Regions from separate parts of the Homo sapiens genome. Here region 2 is linked to region 1. A link is an interaction called in ENCODE POLR2A ChIA-PET data of the cell type or tissue named here. Cell type or tissue: IMR-90. All regions are shown on one strand. Links, peaks and the distances in the headings refer to the core of each region. The heading gives the core; the rest is flanking DNA. Region 1 overlaps PBX1 (PBX homeobox 1). Region 2 overlaps PBX1 (PBX homeobox 1).

Region 1 (7,467 bases), core at 1,698-6,697:
GTATTAAGAATTAAGGTGTTATTATTTCTGTCACTGTTACTTCACCCTAATTTTGTTTCCACACTCATCTCTGAGCTTTTTTACTTCTTATGTTGTTCAGTGTTTTCTAAATTAAAAAAAAAAAAAGAAATTATCCAGGAGGAACTCCAGGGTCAGAGAAATTTAGTTCCTTGGCCAAGGCCACACCACAGGTAAGTGGTACAGCGTGGATATGAGACTCAGTCTCCTGAATTGGATCAGTTACTTGCATGCACCCTGTACCCTCTGTCTTTATTTGGGTTGGAACCCTGGGGGTTCAGTGATCCTGTTCCAGGATCTACACTTAGCTTGGACTTCTTGTTGGTTTTCTTATGCTTATTTTTGTTTTATAAAATGCTCAATGGTGTAACATTTCCTTTGAGGAATCGTTATTCATTAAAAAGTCTGAAAACAGTGCTTTAAATCATGTCTGCTTCTTTTTGTACAACCAGTTACCTCACTTCTTCAGCCAGGATGGGTTTATGTGGCCCCTCAGGGCCTTCTAAGAAGACTATCTTCCCTGTCTTTTGTGGAAGGAACAGAGTTGGTTGTTGTCCCCTAGAAGGGTGGTCATCTCTTCTCCTTTGTAAGTAGATGGTGACATCAAGGGTTGACACTTGGAAAATATAACATAGTTCTATGACGACGTGGAACTATCTAGTTTTCTTGGAATAATGGTATTGAAATGGAGCTATTTGGGGGTGCAGAGATAATTTTCTACCACACTTTGAAATTTGTTGGCCAAGGATCAAGAATTTCCCAAATCTTTATACAGCCTTCAGAGGACCATGATATTCATCTTGTTGTTCCCACCTATGATAATTCTAAAGTTATTGCCTTGAAGCCAGGACCTGGTATGTACTTTTTCTCCATGAATTTGTGAAGTTTCTGCTATATTTTAGGACATTACCTTTAAGAATAGACTTTTTATGGCCTTCGTTTTGGGGTCTCGCAGCCATGTTGTAAATATAATACCTCAGGAGAGTTTGTAGGTTATAACTCTGGGCCTTTAAGATGCCTTGGCCTTAAATTTTTTATTTAAAAATTAAATAAATAATTAATTTAAGAGACTTAAATTAATTATTGCTGTACATTTCTGGAGAGTTCCCCAATTCCTGGGTTTCTGGTTCTCCTGGTATTTTAGTCCATATTCTGTTGGTATAACAATACCACAGACTGGGGAATTCACAAAGAAGTGTATTTGGCTTGTGGTTCTGGAGAATGGGAAGTCCCAGAGCATGGCTCTGGCATTTGGTGAGGGCCTTCTTGGTAACATGGTGGAGTTCATCACATGGTGAGAGGGCAGGAGCAAGAGAGCCAGACTGCTTGCTTTTATAACAAAGCAATTCCCACAGTAACAAACCCACTCCTAGGATAGCAATGTTAATCCATTTGTATCCATTCGTGAGGGCAGAGGGATTCAGTTTCCAACACATGAATTTTTGGGAGACATATTCAAACCATAGCCAGTTTGTTTGTTTTTATCTGGCTACTAGAGTAAGAATTCTTTTTTTCTTTTCTCTCTTTCCCCTTTCTCCTTCCTTTGTTCCCTCCCTTCCTAGAGGGTGGTAGAGACCAGAGCTGGAAAATTTCAGACAGGAGTTAGGTGTCGAGACCAAGGCACACTGTGGAGGGTTAAGTCATTGTCTTCCATTGTCTTAGGGCTTCTTTGTGTATCTCTCCAGTCCAAACCTTGTGGATGGATGACTACCGGCACTCTTAGAGATAGGAGAGACATCAGTTGAGCTGAACTAGTTTAATTCCCAGAGTTCTCTGAGGAACATACTAGTGTTTGTTGATTTTCTGTTGGATTACTGGAACTCTCAGTATGTGGTAAATTCCTTGAAAAACCTGATTGCATTTGATTTTGTCATTGGTTCTTATCCTTTCTGAGCAACAAGCACCACCCTTTCCAATGACACTCTGCCTTTTTTATTCTTTTTAACTTTTAGAAGAGCTACCTGGGCAGCCAAATTTTTCATAAAGAGCCTTACACCTGAAATAGCTTGACATTGTGTCATACCTCGGAGCGTATAGCATATTTCATTTATGTGATTAGATTTGACCTTTAAAACTACCCGGAGGTAGGAAGGGGAGGGATCATTATCCCACTTTTACATAAAAGAAAACAGAGGCTCAGTTGCCCCAGGTTATTCAACAGGTGTGTGGCTGAGCGTTAATTTGAATCCTGGTTTGTCCAGCTCCAGTCTATGTCCTGACCAACCCCGCCCTGCTGATAGACATCACGGTGTTTCTTTACACCAGATTTATTTTCTGTCTCTTTTTTCCTCCTGATTTTTTTTTTTTTTTTTGCAAAGAAGAGTGTTTCTGCCAGTAGCTTTATCAGATGATTTTGCCCCTCTTTTCATTCTCTCCCAATAGATCTCATGTCTAACACTACTCTAACTTTGCTCCCCTCTGAGACCAGCATGAACTCCAGTTCTTTCTAAATTGTGTAATTCTTTTTTTTTAAAATTAATTAATTATTAATTTTAAGTTCTGGGATACATGATGTGCAGGTATAATTCTTTCTTAATAGATTCTGAGCTTGACCTTCCAGTCGTCTTCTACTGCTCAGCCACACCCCCCTCCATTTTTGTTTCTTTTCTCTTTCTTCGGGCAAATCTGCAATTGTGGGCGCATATTTACCTTGTTATTTTTTACAGTATTCCCATGTGAACATTTTGCCAGCGGCCTCTTCTTAATTTTAGTCCTTTCTGGGGAAGGGTTAATAGTTCAAACCCATTGTTTTTCTTTTGAGGGTTGAGACTTGTTATAAAAGCTGCCTGGAGTGGGACTGTCCCTCAGGAGGGGAGGGGCACAGGCCTGGCATGGGGATAACTGGGAATGGGGTTTGGACACAGGATGCCTGGCGACTGTAGGGACACTTGTCTCATTTCTTGCTCTGTTATATAATATAAATGCTTAGGGAAGCTTAGATTCAATGGGTTGTGCCCTTCCAAAAGCCTACTGCTGGAGTGAAAACTGGAAATACATCTTTGCATATGTGTTCTTTCATTTTATTTTTCCTACTGGTTTGCTAAGCAAAGAGCTGGCTTTGTACAAACCCCCTCTCCCCGCTTTTTTTTTCTTCTTTTCTTAAAAAGCTTCTGTGCTCTTTTGAAACAAGCCAACAAAAGTTGAAGCCAGTGTGTGTGCAACTCAGACCTCATGAGCAATTCTTTTCCAAACCAAATTTTAATTCACAGCTGCCAGTTTAGGGGCAATGCTAAGACCCAAATCGTCCTGGCATCTGAAGCACCTGTCCTAATGTTGAGTACTTTAAATATGGTGTTCCCATTTCCTAAATCTCAATTTAGTCTGTTTGGTCTTACAATTGTGAGTATAATTATGGGAAAATTTAAATGGGATACTTGAGTCAGGACTGTGTTAAAAAATCCAAGATGTATTGCTTCTGTAAGGCTAGACTAAAATAATGAAAATATTAAGAGCCTAAAGTATGCTGCTGCTTTTTTTTTTTTTTTTTTTTTTTGATACAGAGTCTTACTCTGTCGCCCAGGCTGGAGTGCAGTGGCGTGATCTCGGCTCACCGCAACCTCCACCTCCTGGGTTCAAGTGATTTTCCTGCCTCAGCCTCCCGAGTAGCTGGGATTACAGGTGCCCGCCACCATCGGCTGATTTTTGTATTTTTAGTAGATATGGGGTTTCACAATGTTAGTCAGGCTGGTCTCGAACTCCTGACCTCAGGTGATCTACCCGCCTCAGCCTCCCAAAGTTTTGGGATTACAGGCGTGAGCCACTGCGCCTAGCCTACTACTGCTTTTTAACTAAAGTCTGCCTGCATTCCCTCTCTTGCCACAAAAGGCAAACAGAGCTTTTGGCACATTTGATTCCTGAGGCAGCCCCATGCCTGTTTAACACAGTGTAGCTTAACTGGTTAAAGCACCGGGCTAGTAAACACATGACTAGGGGCTCAATCCCTTGTGGGCCTGTTAGTTTATTTACTGCATTCATTGGCCACAGACTTCATCCCTAAAGTGGTCAAGCCATCTCAGACACGTTTGCTTCTGGTCACACCGATCAAGATTGATCCAGCCACTGAAGTAATCCAAACAACTCACTTCTAATGGGCCAGAGGTTGTCATCTTCATACCTGAGGAATGGCTTGCATTTTATAAAAATTGGAGATTCTTCTGCTCTCAGAATAGCAGACACAGGGCTGGGCGCAGTGGCTCATGCCTGTAATCCCAGCACTTTGGGAGGCCGAGGCGGGCAGATCACCTGAGGTGTCAGGAGTTTGAGACCAGCCTAACCAGTGTGGTGAAACCCCGTCTCTACTAAAAATACAAAAATTAGCCGGGCGTGGCGGTGGGCGCCTGTAGTCCCAGCTACTCGGGAGGCTGAGAAAGAATTGCTTGAACCTGGGAGGCCGAGGTTGCAGTGAGCCGAGATTGTGCCATTGCACTCCAGCCTGGGCGACAGAGCAAGATTCTGTCTCAAAAAAAAAAAAAAAAAAAAAAAAAAAGCAGACACAGAGGTGAACTTAACCTGAGATTAACCAGATTCACAGTTCAATAGCAACCACCTTTAGAGTCCCTAAGCTAAGAAACTGCTATGATTTTGATGAAACAGAAAGGAGGAAGGTAACTCTAGTTCTTTCTGAGGCATCCGACACTCCTTTAGAAGGGTTTTCCCAGGAAGCCTCATTCACTTTCAGGTAAGCCCATTATGAAGGGATAAGGATTTTACCGTATTCCACTGGAATAGGGGAAAAAACCATCTCACTTTAACAGAAAGCATGCAAGTGCCCTTTTCTGGAGGAGGTGGGAATGAGGGAGTACACAGACTTTAGCTTAAACTGTGGCAGGAGGGTCTTAATTTTGGCAGAACAGGGCATGGTGTTGCATCTCACCTGTTCCACGCTTAGTACAAGCCCTTCTTCCCAGTCCCTGTCACCTGCCTCATTTTGAGCTTTCACTGTATTTTCCTGTTGTTCCAGGGAAGATGAAGTGCATTTAAATGCTGCAGTTGGATACTGTGAAGATGAGACCCCTTAGCCTGTGGGATTAACTTTCCATGGAGCCCATTCTGGAGAGACTTGAGAGAGCACCTTTAAAAGGAAGTTAGCTAAGATACTGCCCTCCGTTTCAGACAGAGGTTGGAACCAGATCCTGGCTGAGAGCAGAGACCAGCTTCCACTCAGCCATGCACCCTAGGAGTGGGGATTCAGCTCTGTGGCTCCAGGAAGGTTAATCTTCAATGTTAATCCGTTTAGATAAAGTTGTTAGTTAAAAGGTAATCTGTTTAGCCTCCCTTTCCCCATTCTCCTGCCAGAAAAGAGGGAGTTCAAGTCTTCTTTCCAGGACTCCTGTGTTTTGGCTGAGACTGATTCTTCACTGTGGCCTTGGGAGAAAAGCTGCCTAACCAGTTCTGGGCCCTGGCTAGTTACAACCATGTGTGAGTTGTTTACAGTACGCACAGGTATGGGCTGAAGGGAAACAAAGCTTAAGGGATGACTAGAAAGGCTTGCTGAAATTGCTATGGGAGGGCCCCACCCTCCAAGCCATCTCCCCTCACACCCCGCTCGGTTTCAGTTTCTGCAGCTTGGTTATGCGACATTCTCTTAATCCTTTTTTGAATCTGGTCTCTACTTAAGCACTCAAGAAAACTGCTCCACAAGGATTGTTTTAGTGGGGTTTTAATTTTTTAAAATGTTCTTGTTTATTTAAATTGCTTGAACAAGGGTTTAGCTGTATGGGAAGAGTTCCTGCCTTTAGCTATACATGTTTCCACCCACTTAGACATGCTGCTCACCCACAGACTCATACAGCCTCCACAGACACAAAGCTTCTGTGTATCCTACATGTACCTGCACCCCAATTCTGTCAACCTCCCCACAGCTCTTGACTGGCTGTTTATCTATTCCATTCCACTACCTTCCCACCCCAGCCCTCAAAGTCCCAAACAGATTGAAAAAAAAAAAAAAAATGGGAGGCAGCAAAATTGCTTACTTGCACGAAAGGGCTCTTGCCTTTGAGGGGAGCTCTCTAGGCACCTAATTTCTCTTAGATTTCTTTCTGCCCTCAAAGGTACTTGTGGAATGTTTGCCGTTAAACGGTTGTAAATTAAGGGCTGAGTGTATGAAGCGTTAATGAAGGCTGCCATTGGAACCAGTCCACGTCCCGTCCCGGCTGGCAGGTTTGCTGTCCAAGAAGTCTCTTGCTGGAGGCCTGAGTTCCTGAGTGTCGGGTTTCAGCTCTCCTTTCTTCTTTTTTCGTCTTTTCTTCTGCAGCTATTTTTTCCCCTACCTTCCTTATAATCCGTCCCTTCCCTTCCTTCTTCCATACCCACTCCACCCCTACCCCTTTGGCTTTTTCTGAAAGTAACCATGAGGAACAGAGTCAGAATGAGGCTAGGGAAGCAGCATTTTTTTTTTTCTTTTCCTGTAGAAAGCAGGGCCAAAAGGGTGCATTTTATTTTTTTCTGCTTTTCCTTTTATCTCTTTGTGTTTGCTTCATTTCTTTCTCTTTAAGTCAAGGTTGAAATTGATGTTTGCAAAAGACAGGAATTTTGAATAACTGCCTGAGTTAAACAGAATATGGAGAAACTTTGACTCTGTCCCATGTATTAAAAATTAAAATTAGGGCAAAATAATGCGGATTTGTCCTGGAGGACCTGGCCAGATGTAGCTAGAGGACTTTCACAGTGCTGGTATAATTATACCTGGATATGGGATAATCTTCACTTTAAGCAACTCCATTATGTGAAAATACAGATCCACAGATACATATACAAATAAACACTTCCAAAAGAAATCCTTGTATAATTCAATGTAATATGTGTTTTTAAGCTACAATATGTAAGCCATCAAAGTACTGCATTATTTTTAGATAACAGACTTTTCAGTTTGTTTAAGGTGTGATTACCTTTACCAAACATCATTTCTACTCAAATAGAATGCTTACAATAAACTGTATGGAGGATACCTACATAAGTCATGTCCTGAGTTTATACTATTTCCTAGAGACATCTCTTTTATACATTTCAAGTTTTAAGTTTAGTCTGATGTTTTATACTTTTCAGTTTAGTACCTGAATTGTATCTATCTATGAAATAATAACAGATAATAATTTTAAGCAGATACTGTTTGCTAGACATTAATGCAAGACACTCTGTACATTATGTCATTTCATTTTTTTTTTTTTTTTTTTTTTTTTTTTTTTTTAGAGATGAGTCTCTGTCACCCAGGCTGGAGTGCAGTGGCACGATCACGGCTCACTGCAGCCTCTGCCTCCCAGGTTCAAGCAGTTCTCCTGCCTCAGCCTCCCAGGTAGCTGGGACTATAGGTGTGTGCCACCACATCCAGCTAATCTTTTGTATTTTAGTAGAAATGAGGTTTCACTATGTTGTTCAGGCTAGTCTCGAACTTCTGAGCTCAGGCAATCCGCCTGCCTCAGCTTCCCAAAGTGCTATGATTACAGGCGTGAG
Region 2 (7,467 bases), core at 1,024-6,023, 130 kb after region 1:
GTACTGATTGAGCACCTATCATGTACCAGATTGTACATGTACCCAGATTGGGCATTATGCATCTGTCACCCCCAAATAGTGAAGTAATATACTGGACATATTGGACACTCCTACTAAAACCCAATCCCTTTCCTGGCACCAGACTACTGCTTCTTAAACCAAGAAGCCAAAGAGAGGGAAGAGAGGCACAGTGCAGAGGAGTTTCTTGGGCTAACTCTTTAGAGGCTTATGCTCCACTCTACCTGCTAAGCTGTCAGCAGTTGTGAACCCTTCCCAGAAGCTGGCAGTCTCGCAAACACTGGGAGGTGGCCAGACTGGATGTGCTTGGAGCATTGGCAGTCATCAAAGAATTAATGTTGGACGAGCAGGGGTGGCGGGCATATGAAAGGGGTTGCAGGGAGAGATAGATAGATGAATATACAAACCCTCAGTCATGCCATCTGACCATCTGAGGTTGTGTGCATGGTGGAAGGCCAAGAAACACATTCAGAGAAGGGGCGTGGACTTGTCTAAAAGGACGTTTTCCTTTCTGCCTGGGCCAGCCAGGCGGCAGAGCCCTGCACTGCCTGTGACTGAGGAAGACTCTGTTGCTATGCGCCGGAAGCTTAATTTTATTATTGCTCTCCCCTATTTAATGTCTGTCTCTCAGGCAGCTGGTGATGTTTTAATGAAGCTGGAATTGTATAGTCTGTAGCGCTGGATAATCATAAGCTGCCGAGTCAGAATCAAATTAATAATTCATGAAATTAAAGTGTATAATTAATTTGAACTGTGCAGATGAGAAGAAGGGCCAGAGCCCACAGCCTGGAAGGAGCTGAAGTGTGGGGAGTGTTTACTGAACTCAGCTTCTATTTCCAAATAATATAATCTGCATGCAGGTTAGGGGTAGTCTGTGGGTCTACCTGAACACGTATGCTTACCAGAAACAAGGTTCTTTCAACTAAAACCTGGAATGACTTTCTTAGAAGTTCAAAAGCATTTTAATTGATTTTGATTTACCCTTCCCTGGCCCCAAAAGAATGTTGTTTGAACAGAAAATGTGATACTGGGTTACAAGTCTTTGTTGCATGGAGGTCCTGCAGAACGTGCCATCAGAACCGTTGCTTCTGCAGTTCAAAAGGTCGTAAGTCAAATCCAAACATTCAGGAACTCTACTGAGCTTCCAGGCCCATGGATTTCTCACCCGTAAGTGCTCTTTCTCTTTCTCCCTCTCTCATATATGTATGTCATACAAACAGAAAATACAAATGACTTCTCTAGCCAGGCTTCCCTTGGCCACTCTTTTGGCTTCCCTGGGCCACAATGGAAGAAGATGAATTGTCTTGTGCCACATATAAAAATACACTAACACTAACAATAGCTGATGAGGTAAAAGAAAATCACAAAAAAATCTTATAATGGTTTAAGAAAGTTTGTAAGTTTGTGTTGGGCCACATTCAAAGCTGGTCTGGGCCGCATGTGGCTCATGGGCCACAGTTGGACAAGCTTGCGTCTAGACAGTGTTAATGATATGTTTCATGTCTAATATCTTATTTTTCTTCACAGATGCCCATTGCAATAGCTGCAGATTTTTTTTTTTTTTTTTTTTTTTTTTTTTTTTTTTTTTTAGTGCCCATTCTAGTAGCAACAAAATGAGGGGAAAGCAACTCAAGTGCCTCATTAAAATGGGGAATGGTCTGCAATTTCTAAACCACTCTTCCTTTCTTGTATTCCTCTTTCAGGCAAATATGCAGCATTCATCTTTGTTGCCTCTCCAGGTGTGAGAGGCAGTGTAACATCCAGGCTGTTTACATAACTTGCGGAGTGTTTTACAATGTACTCTGCAGACAATTGCTCGGATCCCTTTATTGTCTTTTTAAAGATGCCTATACAGGTGGGTCCTTTTTCGGTTTTTGAATGATGGATGCTGTGGTATCATAGGAAAAAGAGGAATCTCTGGGTTAGCTTTTCATTAGAAAATCCTTGTCATGTTTAAGCTCCTAAGCAGGCAGCTTGAACCCCCCACCCCCTTCCTGCATCCAGTAGACTTGCAGGGAATGAGAAGGCAAAACCAGCATCTGTGATTGTCCATTCTTCTTTGTCAGGCCTTTCAGAGTTCCTGTTCTAGAGGGACAAATGACTGGAGGCCATGATACAGACTAATGGTGCATAAGCCCCCAAAGGTTTGGATTGAATTGAGGCTCAGCTGACTTCACATTTTTAGGTCTTCAGTATGTTTATTTGTCCCTCACATAGCGGCTTGATCTGTCTGCCTGTGTGTTCACATAGTTAACCAGAAACGCTAGGAGGAAGTTGTACCAGTGGGATACCTCCTTAGGATTCAAGGGCCTCCCGTGTAACCATGTTCTGCACATCAGCTCTCTTTGCTCCTCTCTTGATCTGCGTGCTTCCCCTAACTTGCTTCTGCTTGCATGGCCTTATCTTCTCTAACGCCTTTCTGCTTCCGTACAAGTTTCAGCCACTGGTGGTTTGCCAAACTGGCTGATTACCCATAAACACACAACATGGTTCTGTTTTGCTCCTAGCAATCCTTAAACCATTGCATGTCTAACATTCTCAGACTAATTCACAAATCAGAAACATCTGATGCCCAACCCATACCAAATGCATTTCAGGGCAAAAATTATGCTCCTATAATGTCTGGCTTCCTGTCTTCAAGGCACTTTGCTTACATGACTGAATCCTCACTGTGAGGTGTAGCTATCCATCATTTTTGAGCAAGAAAGCCAAGATGGATAAATAAGTGACTTGCCCAAGACAACTAGAGTGGTTGGCACCATGATGGGATTGGTTGTCTTATTTTTCAGTTGGTACATGGAGTCTTCGATGACCCCAGGATTTGGAAATGAAATTTAACCACCTTAGAGCTTCTGGAATTTTCTTCTCTTGTGTTCAACTGAAAGTTTCTGACTGCCCTGGGTGAATTAGATGTTATCTTACTGGAAAAGTGTTATACTGCCTGGTTTCTTCTATAACCATTTTAACCTTAAAAGCTTAATCTGTTTTTAACAAAATTAAAAATAATTTGTAGCTATAGTGGAATGATCAGAGTTTGTGCCCAGTGTTTACCTGTGAGCATTTTCTTTTTGCATACAAACGTTTTGGTCAACCCACGGTTGCCTCCTCCAGGAACAGAATCTTTTGATTCAAATACATTGATTAAAATTTACAGAGACTATGGTCTTTCCCTGCCATGGGTTTAGTGTAGAGAAAATGGGACAGGATGAGGATGATGATTCCTAAGTCTACTTGTACATTACTTGAATAGCTAGACAATGACCCTGCTGGCCCAGTTATTTTAGCCATGCAAACAGTGATTAGCAAAGATTGCCACGTGATCTGTTTACTCAATCATGTGGCATTCAGCCATAAATATGGCTGGAACCAATGAATTAACCAAAACATCCTGGTCACATCTGGGATATAAATAGATTCATGCTAAAGCCACATCAGGGAATTTTATAAAATTGTAAGCATAGCCACTTACCACATTGAATTAGCACTACGCTTGACATCTATTGAGTATAAAATAGAGGTCTATGGAGTATAAAATGGTCTTTAGAAAGTCTTCTGGGAAGATAAGTATTTCCTATAACCTATAATGACAAAATAATGTTTTACTAGTAAAAGCAGCTCTGTACCTCACACTGTGAAACAATTTTACAGTTCTTCAAAAAAGAGTTCTTCAAGCACATCTAGGGGATCTAGAGGCCCGTCTGGAACATCGAGGTTCCAGAGGCACTTCTAGGCGAAATGGCATTGTCAGAATCCCTTCATGTGGAGGCAGAATTGGGGCTCAGCTTTTGTCTTAGTGCTGTTTTTACCCCCAAGAGATTCACTTATGCTTCCATAATGCAGGAAGAAACCTTCGCTTTGGTTTTCTGTGTTCCCTCAGCTACTATTTTTGATCACTTCATTTTGGTGAGATGCTTGAGCAGTGCAATATGGTGTTACGGTTTTGCTGGAGCTCAACACCAAGCTTTGTCTTTTATTAAGTTACACACCCCTAGGGATGAAGATGTTGACCCTTTAGCATCTCCTGAGTTATTGCATTCACCCCTTGGCATGCTCATAATGAACATGTAATGAAATTCAGTAATTAACTTACTTAATTTATGTATTCATTTAATGTGTGCCCTTAATATCTGCCTTATGATCTAAGAAAATCTCTACAATTCTGTTGTTTTTGATTGTAAGATTCTAGAAGACAGGGATTATGCCTAAGTAGTTCTATTTACCATTCACTGTGTCACATTAATAAAACTAAATCAGGTTATAATTCAGAGGAATGTAATTCTTATACAGGAGATTTTAACAGTTTGTAAGTACTAACATAGTTTAGAAAGTTCTGTAATTTGGAGCAGAGTGCTATAGTTCTTTGGGGTATGTCTTCTCTTTTGCCTCATCCACTTGCCAGGTAGCAGTGGCTTTTTATTCTTAAGTCTTAGAGATGCATTTAGAGTTACATACAGACATATGGTGGAAAGGGGTCTTGAGTTGATTTGGGGCAAAAGGCAACCGTCCCCATGCACTAGAGATGAATCATGCCTACCTCCCTTTGTCATGGGAAGTGGCGGCCACTGCCACATCTGCTATGAGGCTCTTCGCCATCGTTGGCTGCTGGAAATTTGGATACAGGTAAATGGTATATAAGGCTTCTTTTTGCTTGTGCACCAGAAGTCTTTGTCCCAGCCTCCAGATCAGCAGTCAGTACTCCCCTCTCCCAACCTGTAGGAAGTACTTGTGAAAAGTTATCTATCCCTGGTCTGAGTGGGAGGTTCTTAACCTCATTGATGTTTTAGTGTGACTTGTCTACATTTGTGTGCTCCCTTCGTCATCTGCAGAGGATATGAGAAAAGAAACAAATGAACAAAAAGTGGAGATAGCGCCTTCCTATTCATTCTTCATTTGGTATGGTTATAGTTAAGAGAGGTGAGCCAGGCTGGGCGTGGTGGCTCATGCCTGTAATCCTATCACTTTGGGAGGCCAGAGTGGGAGAATTGCTTGAGTCCAGGAGTTCAAGACCAGCCTGGGCCACATAGTAGACCCTGTCTTAATTAAAAAATTAGCCAGGCTTGGTGATATGTGCCTGTAGTTCCAGCTAGTCTGGAGGCTGAGGTGGAAGGATTGCTTGAGCCTGGGAGACCGAGGCTGCAATGAGCCATGATCGCGCCACTACACTCCAGCTTGGGTGACAAAGGAGATCTTGTCTTAACAAAAAAAAAAAAAGAGAGAGAGAGAGAGAGAAATAGATTGGTGAACCATTTTAGGCCTTGCTTCTTGGAGAAGTGAGCAAGAAGCCCACAAGTGTTGAAAAGGTTCTGCACAAATGTGCTCCCATTTCCTGTGCAAACCAATAATTTGCTTGTTTTCCAAAAGGATAGAAGTAATTCATAATTTTCAGAAATTATTTATTATCATTATAACATTTCCCCACAGGCAGCAGATAGCCCATTATTCAGAATTATAATGTATTTTGATTTAGACAAGGCCAGAATAATGAAATTGGAAGAAATGCAGAAAATATGGGCATTAATGTTAACTAAACATACTTCATTCAACAGAAGGAGGGAAGCTTTCTCAGCCAAAGAATTATTTTCCCAAAAATGCGTATATAAAAATTTTTTTATTCAGGGCCTCTGGTTTTTAACTTTATAACACCGGTTGAGTAATTTTTAACTGCAGGATGCATCTCTTTCCCGATATTCTCCCCACCCACCGCAACATATTTCAGTTTAAATGGCCTGTTATTTTTCTTCATAGAGCTGTGTCTCTGCATGGGTGAGAACTACAAAACCAGTCAGGAGGAATTTGATACGCCAAGTGGGCCAGCTCATTATAACTTCTAGGAAACCACAAGATAATTGTAGGGTTACTGCTGGTAGGCTCCTCAGCATTGTGTTAGGCGTTTATACTCTTCTCTGTTCAACTTGCAATAGCCACTTCTCTTTTCAGTACATTTTGTAGGACATCTGAATAAAGGTGGTTGACAAGCATTTTCAAGCAGAATTTTCAAGGCAGCATCCAGGAATACTTGGTAACTAACCTCAGAGGTTTAAAAAAGTAAAAAATAAAAATATGTGGTTGAATTCTTACAGTGAGTAGGAAATTAATCTTAGACTGCCTGCATCAAATTGAGCCTCTTTATTGATATGAAGTGAGTTTTCCCTAAATGATAACCTATTGAGAGATCTGCTCACTATGAAATGGACAGATTCTGCTTACTGAATTACCTTCTGCTATTTATCCTTGTGCTTCTTTTTTTCCTTCCTTTTTTTCCTTATCTTTATCATCCAAAAACATTTTGTAAGAATTTATTTATGCAAATTAACACAAACTTTTAATATGGATATCAAGATTTCAAAGATGTTGTGTAAATATGTATATATACATAATATAGACATATACATACATGTAACTAATAGGAAGCACTTATTTGGCATTTACTACAGGTATATGCTTTGTTCTATTCTCAACATGTTTCAGGCAGTTTATTTAACCTTTTGAAAGAAGTAGATATGGTAGGTATATTATTATCTCTCTTTTACAGTTAAGAAGAACCTGAGTCCTAGAGAGGTTAGGCAACTTGCTGAAGGTCACACAGCTTATAAGTGGCATATTTAATCAACCTAGGCAGGCAGTCTGACTCAAAAGTCTGTGCTTTTGATCAGTACACTGTACTGCTTCTCAGTATAAGTATAATAAGCAAAAGACAGATAATAAAAATCATTATAACAATAATTAATATAATAAGTAAATATTACTGAATATTTCCTCTGCATCAGGCACTGTGGCAAGCATTGTACATTCGTTGTCTCATTTAATCTTCCCAATAATTTGATGATGTTGATTCCATTTTATCCCACTTCAAATATTTAGAAACAGACTTAGTTTCTAAACCTGCCCCAGTGTTATATAGCTGGTAAACAGCAGAGCCATTTATTGTTGGGGTAAACCCTGGAGGGCTTCAGGATATCTGAAGGCCACCATAAATCACTGTGAGAGTAGCAGAAGGCAATGGAAGTTAGGGATGGCAGGTGGATCAGCTGGTTAGAGCATGGAGTTAGTGAATCCACTTCTTGTCAATTAGTTCTGCCCTATTCCAAGAATACAGCCATCAACAGTTAGTCCCAGAGTTGGTGGCATTGTTGGGGAAAGAGATTGCAATAGACTGGTGCAGATCAGTTACCTGAAGCTCCTGCCTTATCTGTGGCCTGGTGATGCTGCTGTGTGCCCAGAAGCCAGTCATATGGATGTCTTGACCTGTCCAGCACACACCTCAGTAGTAGGAGATATGGGTCTTTGGAATGCTTTATGTGTGATGAGGATGAAACAGTTAAGTGCTACTTTCTCATCCTCGGCCTTATGACATTAGTTAGTTGTGTAAGATTTTGCAGGGAGGTATTCCCTCCTCTACCCTTTCGTCACAAGCCCCTCTCATTCCTCTGAAAAGGTTCCATACTCCAG

The links. ChIA-PET counts read pairs that join two places held together with the same protein. Peaks named below come from ENCODE experiments on the same cell type or tissue, not always from the same donor. Only the 100,000 strongest peaks of a DNase experiment are listed, where the experiment ranks them.
Region 2: POLR2A ChIA-PET joins it to region 1 with 13 read pairs; 2 of 35 experiments call an interaction of 5 or more read pairs at or near these places.

Annotation. Positions count from the first base shown.
Region 1 is chr1:164,596,759-164,604,225 of GRCh38, forward strand. The region is part of intron 2 of PBX1 (PBX homeobox 1); the gene reads left to right. Among named protein-coding and RNA genes, the nearest start is that of PBX1, 41 kb to the left of the region's middle. RefSeq lists enhancers at 5,457-6,222, 6,223-6,987. In IMR-90, for the core only: no CTCF peak of the experiment used is centred there; no DNase peak of the experiment used is centred there; H3K27ac peaks cover 1,694 bases.
Region 2 is chr1:164,723,103-164,730,569 of GRCh38, forward strand. All of the region lies in intron 2 of PBX1 (PBX homeobox 1), which reads left to right. Among named protein-coding and RNA genes, the nearest start is that of PBX1-AS1, 48 kb to the right of the region's middle. In IMR-90, for the core only: no CTCF peak of the experiment used is centred there; a DNase peak (open chromatin) is centred at 3,329; H3K27ac peaks cover 838 bases.